Regions from separate parts of the Homo sapiens genome. Here region 2 is linked to region 1. A link is a contact called in ENCODE Hi-C or POLR2A ChIA-PET data. All regions are on one chromosome and are shown on one strand. The core of a region is the stretch at or near the end of the contact, and the rest is flanking DNA. Distances in the headings are between cores, read along the strand shown.

The links. Hi-C counts contacts between places; a loop is a spot of excess contacts on that map. ChIA-PET counts read pairs that join two places held with the same protein, here RNA polymerase II (POLR2A). Pooled maps may share reads with other maps.
Region 2: a map of GM12878 shows a loop between it and region 1 (3-fold over the local background). The contact joins two enhancer-like sites. A Hi-C loop is called at or near these places in 8 of 168 maps with a recorded cell type or tissue (CD14-positive monocyte, CD4-positive, alpha-beta memory T cell, Caco-2 and 4 more), 30 of 37 single-sample maps with no recorded cell type and 17 of 50 pooled maps. POLR2A ChIA-PET finds 5 or more read pairs at or near these places in 16 of 52 experiments (AG04450, BJ, CD4-positive, alpha-beta T cell and 9 more).

What each region holds. Positions count from the first base shown.
Region 1 is chr6:106,123,820-106,128,518 of GRCh38, forward strand. No RefSeq gene overlaps it. Among named protein-coding and RNA genes, the nearest start is that of PRDM1, 40 kb to the left of the region's middle. Within about 2 kb of position 2,397, at least 3 of the 41 ENCODE cell types and tissues checked have a DNase peak (open chromatin) inside an H3K27ac peak, as active enhancers do; they include CD14-positive monocyte and GM12878, where a contact is called at or near this core.
Region 2 is chr6:106,161,777-106,166,475 of GRCh38, forward strand. No RefSeq gene overlaps it. Among named protein-coding and RNA genes, the nearest start is that of PRDM1, 78 kb to the left of the region's middle. RefSeq lists enhancers at 1,429-2,275, 1,737-1,816, 2,276-3,122, 2,547-2,646, 2,667-2,716 and 1 more. Within about 2 kb of position 2,800, at least 21 of the 41 ENCODE cell types and tissues checked have a DNase peak (open chromatin) inside an H3K27ac peak, as active enhancers do; they include CD14-positive monocyte and GM12878, where a contact is called at or near this core.

The sequences.
Region 1 (4,699 bases), core at 1,147-3,646:
CACTGGCATGATTGAGGAGCTTTAATTCATTCACCCAATATTTTATGAAAGCCATACTATGTGCATAATACTGTGTTTTGTTTTTGAATGTCTGTGCCTGTTCTGTAAGCAGTTACAAACTAACTGAGAAGATAAACATTTACACAGGAAAATAAAACTCACACTGTCAGGTAGCACATGGTAAGACAATGTTGCGTGTACAAGGATATTCATTGCAGCATCGTTTGTTTAACAACATTTTGGAAAACATCTAAAGGTCCATTAACAGAAGAAGGGTTAAACAAATTATGATCGTCTATATAATTGAATACTACCCAGACATTAAAGGAGAATGAGGCAGATCTACATGTACTAAAATGGAAGAGCTCTCAAATACAGCTTTAAAAGAAAAAAGGAAGTGTGTAGCCGTGAGTACTGTGCTGCCATTAGTGAAAAGAAAAAAATAGGAATATAGACACAAAGTCTTACATATGCATGGAATATCTTGAACAGCTACATAACAACCTGCAGAACGTGGATGCCTCTAGGGAAGAGATGGCTGGAGTATGGGCTGGGAGAGAGATTTGCTTTACCTTGAATATTCTTTTGTATCTTTTGAATTTTGTACCAGGTACATATATTATCCAATTATTAAATAATATTTAAAATGTGTCCTAATCCTCTGGCCAGCTCAACATTGAGGGCTGGCAAACATTAAATGAGGGACAAGTAGAGAACTTTTTCACAGAGGTCTGAACCATGGAGTGGATTCTCTGCAAAAGGTTTTAAAATAGTTCTGTTGGAGGAAGGCGTGGGAGTTACTGCTCTGTCTCCTTCAAGTCAGTTCCAATCCAATGCTTCTGACATGGAGAGCGAGACACAAGGAGGGGTTTCAATAACCTAATACTACATGACATGGGGTTTTAGGTCACCATCTCAACATGTTTATTCAAAAGGGAGAGGATTTGGGAAACGCAGGAGAGAAAGCCGGAAGATTCCTCCTTCCCTGAGAACCTGTGTTGTCACACTCATGGGTGTTCTCTGTCACCTGGACACATGTGGCCAAGGAGGGGACTGAGCAGCCCTGGCTCCTGTCATAAGAAAGGTTCTAAGTTCTTCCTGGCACATTACCAGAGAGTCTGGACTTCATAGACTCGAAGAATCTCATAGGGAGGAGGGACCCTGGAGATTTTGCTCAACTTCCTCATCTTACAAGCAGGAGACTGGGGACAAGCGACCTGCCCATGGACACATCAAGCATCAGCTGCAAAGCTGGGACTACACCCTCGGTCTTTTAACTCTACATGCAGTGCTCTTTCTATATCACTGCCACATGGTCACAGTCCCCTTGGGTTTTCAGCAGAGGCAATGCTAAGGACATGACAGTTATTTTCCTCAAACCGATCGAACACTGTGAGAGCAAGTTCAACAACTCAGGCTTGGGGCTTTCCTGAGACCAGGCTGCTGAGACAGTTTTGGGGTGGGGGTGGAGAACTAGGAGGTTCTCTCTATTGCTCAAGAGAAGGTGGGTGATCATACAGACTTTCCAGCAAACAGCCAGGGCAGGCAGCCTTCGGGGCACCCAAACCTCCCCACCATGGGTCCAGTCCAAGCTAGATGCTTCAGCATTGACACTCCACACCAAAATGGATCTCATATCAATTTTTATCTGTGAGGGGTTGTATAAAACCTCCTACAATCTCAGATCTGGAAACCATATAATAGGAGTAAAGCAGTCAGAAAAATGGATAACTTTTGCCCTTTTTTATGTGGGAAAAAAAACACCTCAGTAATTGAATTAATTTTTAAAAATATAACAAAGGGCTGGGCACAGTGCCTCATGCTTATAATCCCAGCACTTTGGGAGGGTGAGGCAGGCGAATCACCTGAGATCAGGAGTTCAACGCCAGCCTGACCAACATGGCGAAACCCCATCTCTACTAAAAATCCAGAAATTAGCCGGGCATGGTGGTGTGCGCCCGTAGTCCCAGCTACTCGGGAGGTTGAGGCTTGAACTGGGGAGATGGAGGTTGCAGTGAGGTGAGGTTGTGCTACTGCACTCCCTTGGGCAACAGAGTGAGAGTCTGTCTAAAAAAAAAAAAAGAAATGTAACAAAGGCCAAAGGCCAAAGTCCCCCGAATTTTGTCACCCCCTTTCTCTTTTTGCTATGCACATGAGTCCCGCTGAGGTGTGTGATCAAGTGAGCCCTCTGAGGTGTGTGATCAAGTAGGTCTCTGGGCACCGAGCCCACTGGCTGCGCTGGCAGCCCCCTCACTTCTCCTGGGCATGGAGTCCCAGCACCTTCCTCACCTGAGTCTCATCTGTGTGTGCAGCTCCAACATGTTTTACTTTCTATTTACTAAAATAAACTTCCTCTTTCATGATGACTTTGGAAAATGGACTCTGGACCACTTGGAGTTCATAAAGACACGAATCAGGCTATCTTAGTCCTGACATGAATCACTTTCTCTCCCCACCCATTTCCACAGATGCGTGGGTAATTTGGTCTCACTGCATCCCTCCTGCTGTCTTCAGGAGGATTTCCGCCACCTCGGCAGCATGAGTCAAAATGGATCATCCTCCCCGCCTCACCGCTTAACGAACTGAGGTGTGTGTTGGAGCTGAATGTTTACAACACAAAACCACCAACCATCTTGTTTCTTCATGTTTTGATGGCCCAGAAGCTGAGCTGCAGGGAGAGGACCTCCCCATTCCTGCGTAGAAGACAGGGGTCTTCTTATGTCTTAACTTTTCTTGACTACTGTTTGGCTTTCAGTGAATGCTTCAAAAGTTCTACCCTGTGTCCAGCACCCCAGGTCTTGATGGATAAAAATTCTCAGCACCTAAGCTGATCTTCATTCCTCATTTCCAGCCACAGCTCAAGGGGTTTGCAGTCTGTCTTTGGAAATGACTCAACCAACAGTTGGGAGTGAAAAAAATTAATGATGCCACATCTTTAGGCTTTGTCCTTTCATTTACCAAGTCGGTATTTAATGAACAACATAAGATTGTACTTCCTTGCAGTGAGTTTGCATTTCATGAGACGATGAAACTAAAGAAAAAGTCAGCCAACCTCACTGCTCCCTCAAGAAGTCCTCATTTCTGAACCCAATTATTTCACTTCTTATTCCTCGGTAGGAATTCTCTATGTACATTCATGACATATCCCAGAAGGGGCAGTGGGGTCTCACTGCTGCTTAAGGCACCTTTGAAGTGCTTTCTTGTTTCTATTATCTTGACTATTTTCACTACCCTTTCCCTCTTTCTTTCTTTTTTCTGCATTTTTCTTGTCAGATGTTGGCAGATTATTGAGTTGCCATCAGTATTTAAGTCAGAGTTCTGTTTTAGGCAATGGTTATTTTACAAATAGACACAAGTAGCTTCAAAGTATCCCCACGGCTTCTTTCCTCCTTCTCCATGTTTACTATACTATTATTTAGTAAAATTGTTAGTCATAAATTATCATTATTTAGTTAAAAACAAAAAAGCATTTGGCCAGGCACGGTGGCTCACACGTGTAATCTCAGCATTTGGAGAGGCCGAGGCTGGCAGATCACTTGAGGTCAGGAGTTTGAGACCAGCCTGGGCAACATGGTGAAACCCTGTCTCTACTAGAAATACAAAAATTAGCCGGGTGTGGTGGCACATGCCTGTAATCTCAGCTACTCGGGAGGCTGAGGCAGGAGAATCGCTTGAACCTGGGAAGCAGAGGTTGCAGTGAGCTGAGATCACGCCACTGCATTCTAGCCTGGGGGACAGAGAGAGACTCTGTCTCAAAAGAAAAAAAGAAAGCATTTTAACATAATAAAAATATTTTTAGGTGTTTAATAAGAAAGAAATTATTATATAGTAAAATTGTCCATATTTACTATACTATTTCTTTTTTTCTCCTTTTCCTGAGGCAGAGAGAAAGGGTAGGGGGAGATTTACTCTTGTTCTGATCCGGAACCAATCTTTAGTTCCAGTTCATTCTTCTCCCTGCCTAAAAATAAGAGTTAATGCTTCCCAAATGCTTTACAAACACACTCATATAACACCCAGCAAACATATCTTGTCCTCCTTTCAACAAGGAGATGGTCTGGCTCTTAGTACTATGCTGTCCTGTCTCTCACCACCTCTACGCCATCTAATCACCTCTTGAGCAATTAAAACACAGGTGCACAACCTTAAACATATTTGAAATATTTAAAAATAATTCATCTATATAATTTGGATCCGTGGACATTAACTTCCTCAATAATGTGACGCTGGCCGTATGCCGTGGCTCACGCCTGTAATTCCAGCACTTTGGGAGGCTGAAGCGGGTGGATCACCTGAGGTCAGGAGTTAGAGACAAGCCTGGCCAACATGGTGAAACCCCGTCTCTACTAAAAATACAAAAATTAGCCAGGTGTGGTGGTGCGTGCCTGTAGTCCCAGCTACTTGGGAGGCTGAGGCAGGATAATTGCTTGAACCCAGGAAGCGGAGGTTGCAGTGAGCTGAGATTGCGCCATTGTACTCCAGCCTGAGTGACAACAGAGAAACTCCATCTCAAAAAATAAAAAAAATAAAAAAGTAAAATAAAAATAATAATTTGATGTCTTTGAGTCTGGCTATTTATTGTTTGCTGTGGTGAAGTCTGGCATGGAAAACACTATAATGTTGACAAATAAGAAAAGCAACATGGAGTTCAAAATATAACACAGAAATGTCATGCTTATGAGGATCATATAAGTTATTT
Region 2 (4,699 bases), core at 1,550-4,049, 38 kb after region 1:
TATAACTTTACTAAACAGTGTGAACTCAGTGGAGTAAGCTGTGACAGTTGAAGGGCCACCTCATTGTTTCCTGATTCTAGGGATCACTTCTCTTCATTGCCTGATGTCCAGTGTCTTGGAAACTGTTGTTTCATATATTTTGTCTGTTTTGTGTGTGTGTGTGTGTGTGTGTGTGTAGGGGTTGTTTCAGGCAGGAAGGTAAATTTGGTCTCCATGACTCCATATTGGCCAGCAGCAGAAGTCCTAGCAAACTTTTTTTTTTTTTTGAGACAGGGTCTTGCTCCATTGCCCAGGCTGGAGCACAATGGCACGAGCCCGGCTCACTGCAGCCTCAATTTCCTGGGCTCAAGAGATCCTCCCACCTCAGCCTCCTATATAGCTGGGACTACAGGCATGTGCCACCATGCTCAGTTAATTTTTTATTTTGTAGAGATGGGGTCTTGCTCTGTTGCTCAGCCTGGTCTCAAACTCCTGGGCTCAAGTGATCCTCCTGCCTCAGCCTCTGAAAGTGCTGGGATTACAGGCATGAGCCACCATGTCTGGCCTCCACCAATTTTTGATCATACAATCTAATTTTTAAAATTGGGCCTGCATCCCCATCATATTTATATTTATCTATAAATTTTATATGTGTACACTTGTGAATACATGTAGCATTAATCATATTTATTAGTAACAGTAAAGCTTAATTTATTTGTTGTTTAGATTGAAACACAGATAGAAATAGAAGTTAAGATATTTTCTTCTTGCACACCAATGGATCATCTGTGTATCTACACATCTAAGGCCAAAGGACTCAGGAAGACCAGTTCTGTGAACTTTCAAAATTGGTTGGAAAAGGTATCTGAGATACTTGGTACGGGTAACAGTACACATTTTGTTCTCAAATCAGAAACAGGAGATTGGTACACTTGGCTGATACCAAATAAAGCTAAGGTTCTACAAAAAGAGTCCTTTAAAAATAGTGTTTGAAAAAAAATTGCATTCCTTGGTCCTATTTGACAAAATTCCCACAATTTTCTCCCTTTACCTTGGTCATACCTTATTTAAATGTCAAAACTGTCCATAAATCTTAAAACGCATTCTCAGTGCTATATACTAGGCAATGTGGAAAAATGCAAAAAAAACCCAAAAAAACAAAAAAACCCTCTGAATACAAATGCCTATCCTGAGTTTAGCTATCTTTGCTTTCCTGCCTGTGTCATGAGTGGGATGCACCCAGGGGTGATGTCTTAGTCCATTTTGTGCTGTAATAACAGAATACCACAGACTGAGTGATTTACAATTAATAGAAATGTCTTGGCTCACAGTTCTGGAGGCTGGGAAGCCCAAGACTGAGGAGCTGGCACCTGGTGGCTACATCATCCCATGGCAAGAGAGCAAGAGAGTGAGAGAGCAAGAGAGTGAGAGAGCGAGACAGCGAGAGAGGGAGAGAGAGAGAGTGCGTGTGTGTAAAAGAGGGCCAAACTCCCTTTTTATAACCAACCTACTCCTGCAGTAACGGCATTAATTCATTCACTCTGCCCTCATGGCCTGATCATCTCTCATCAGGCCCCACCCCCGAACTCTGTTACAATGGGGATTAATTTTCCAATACATGCTTTTTAGGGGACATAGTCAAACCATATCAGGGGGACTTTAACCACCTGCACTTGAAGAGAAAAGGAGAGGGCACTGAATTAGGTCTGTACTTCCTTTCTGAGACTTTAGAAGATATCAAGAGACCTGGCTCACTCCTTTCCTCCAGCAGCCTGTTCAGCGTGGCCCTTGAGCTTGACTCACAAACAGCAGTGGAAAATAAGCAAGGGGAAGAACGTGCCTGCAGAGCCCAAAGTCAGCCTGTAGAGCTCAGGCTGGCAATCACTTTCACTCTGCTGCAGCAAGCACCCCTGGGGCTGCTGCCCAAGGATCAACGCAGCAAACCAGCAGGAAGTGGAATAGTCAGCAGAAAGGGTCAAGGAAACCTATCCTTTGTCAGACAGGAGCTTTATTTCCACTCTGGTCCACAGCCTCAAAGGGCAGCTGCCTCACAGGGAGAGTATTTGACCAAATCCGGTTTGCACGTTTGAAATAAGAACTCCATTTATTGCTCTCTGAAACCGAGTGCTAGAAGGCCCCATTCCCAGCAGCCTTGACACCCCCCGTCCCCTCCTACTGTGACAGTCCAGGTTGTTCCAGCTGCCCTGGCTGATGTCTGGCCCTCCAGGATGGATATGTGTCCAAGAAATCCCAGACCCATCCTCCACTTGGACGATTTTGCAAACCTTCACATAAGAACAGATTGCACAAGCGGTATGTGTGAGGGCTGACGGAAGAAAAAGGGAAGAGCTCTTTCTGCTTATGACTGGGACGCTGTTATTCATCAAGCTCTGGTGTTTCAAGTGAGTTTTGTGGATGAGGAGGCCAAGTCATGTCAGCACTAGAAACCTCCCTGGCCTCAGTCATATGTGCTACCCCACCTCTTCCCCACAGCCCCTGCCATTCCTTTATGAGGACCCTCCCTGTTTCGTGCTTTCACAGAGTAAAGCTGCTGTGAGTGGTGCCTTGAGTCACACCCAGCTCACACTGCCCCACAGAATCTGACACGAGGTCTGGGGTGAACTCTGTGGCCCTGGCCTCCATCTTCTGCCCTGCCCTTGCTTCCTGAGGTGGGCAGGAAGCGGGACTCGCGATGAGGGCTAGGCCCCGGCTTCTGGCAGTGGGGGAGTTTCTATCCTGCCCAAGGGGTTAGGGGAAGGAATGTTGGTCACATGAAATCCAGGGGCGGCTATGTAATGTGGGAGACAGCAAGCATCATGTTCCCACACTGTAAGTCATGATGACACTGTTAAAAACGACGGGTGGGTGGGGGAAAGTGAAAGAAAAAGAATAAGGGGGAACAGAAACCAAAGTGAGGCATACAGAGGCATCAAGCAAGACTAACGGCCAAGGTACGAAGAGAGGCCAGGGGAAGGGGTGGCCTGGAAGGGAGTCAGGAAAAGGCAGACGAATCAGACTGGGTAGGAGGAAAGGAATCAGGCCAAGGAAAACATAATGAGATGTGAAGAGAAGACACGATCATTTGGGGAGATGGCAGGGAATCTGCCACCAAGTACATCAACACAGGGTGTTGAAGGCCGGGGCCAAGAACACCTTTGGGGCATCACCCCAGTACAGCATGGAGCAGCACCTGACTGTGAAATCTGTGTCTCTGCTTGCTGGAGGCCTAACTAAATTCAGATGGAAAGGGTCTGTGAGACTCTTAGAAGAATAGAAAGGGGGATGGAAGTAGAGGGAAAAGACCAGAGAGACCCATCTGTGCTTCACAGCTCTTCACGAGTTCATTCCCAAGCAGGCTTTGCCTGTGGTCTTGTGGGTGATGCAAAAAATTAAGAAAATAAATAAAAATTTTAAAATAGGATCTTTGGCTTTTGTTCTCATAACCTAGGAGAGGGAACAGGTGCACATACACAAAGCACCAAGCAGCAACAATTTTATTGAGACTGTTCAGAGGACACAGTAACAGAATACTGGTTGAATGAATAAATGAAGACCAAAGAAAGGAAATGCAGAAAGGCTTTCTTGACCATGTCATTTGTCATTTTAAAAAATGCAGGAATTGGTCAGACGCGGTGGCTGACACCTATAATCCCAGCACTTTGGGAGGCCAAGGCAGGTGTATCACCTGAGGTCAGGAGTTCCAGACCAGCCTGGCCAACATGGTGAAACCCAGTCCCTACAAAAAAATACAAAAATTAGCCAGGCATGGTGGTGGCCATCTGTAATCCCAGCTACTTGGGAGGCTGAAGCGGGAGAATCGCTTGAACCTGGGAGGTGGAGGTTGCAGTGAGTTGAGATCGTACCATTGCACTCCACCTTGGGCCACAAGCATGAAACTCCGTCTCAAAAAAAAAAAAAAAAAAAAAAGCAGGAATTAAACAGTGTTGGTCAAAATGGATGAAAAATTCAAAAATGGACCAAGAAGGTACAATACCCAGGCTTGACAATAGCATAGCACAGGTTCTGAATCAAAGCAGAGAGCAGGAGGCATAGCTGCCAATTCTAGTCTTCTGGGTGAGCTGAATCTGCCTAGACATGGTATTTAACACCTTAAAAAAAATTTACCCCCTAGGAATCATATTTAGTATATAAAAGGCAACAAGGAAAGACTGGTTAGATGGCCCTAGAGGAGGCCAGTTTGCTAGCATGGAAGCAAGGCTTTCCTGAGGCTGCTGGTTTGGACAGAGACAGATGTTGGAAGACCACTGAAGAGCAAAGATCAGGTGAGTAACCTAGATTGGCAGGAGGCCAGATGCAAGAGGAGAGTGGTTGTATATGTGTGTGTCAAAGAGGCAAGGGCATTCAACTTTCAATTGAGAAAAATGAATAGGGGGGCTGGGCATTGTGGCTCACGCCTGTAACCCCAGCACTTTGGGAGGCTGAGGTGGGACAATCTCTTGAGGTCAGAAGTTCAAGACTAGCCTGGTTAACATGGTGAGACTCCATCTCTAAAAATAAAAGTAAAAAATCAGCCAGGCATGGCGGCATGTGCCTGTAGTCCTAGCTATTCTGGAGGCTGAGGTGGGAGGATTGCTCGTTCCCACCTATTCCCACTATCCACTATCTCTAAAAAGAAAATAAAGAGGAAAAATTGATAGTGAAGATGATGATTACAACAACTAACATTTGAGTGCAAACTGTGTGCCAGGTGATGTTCTAA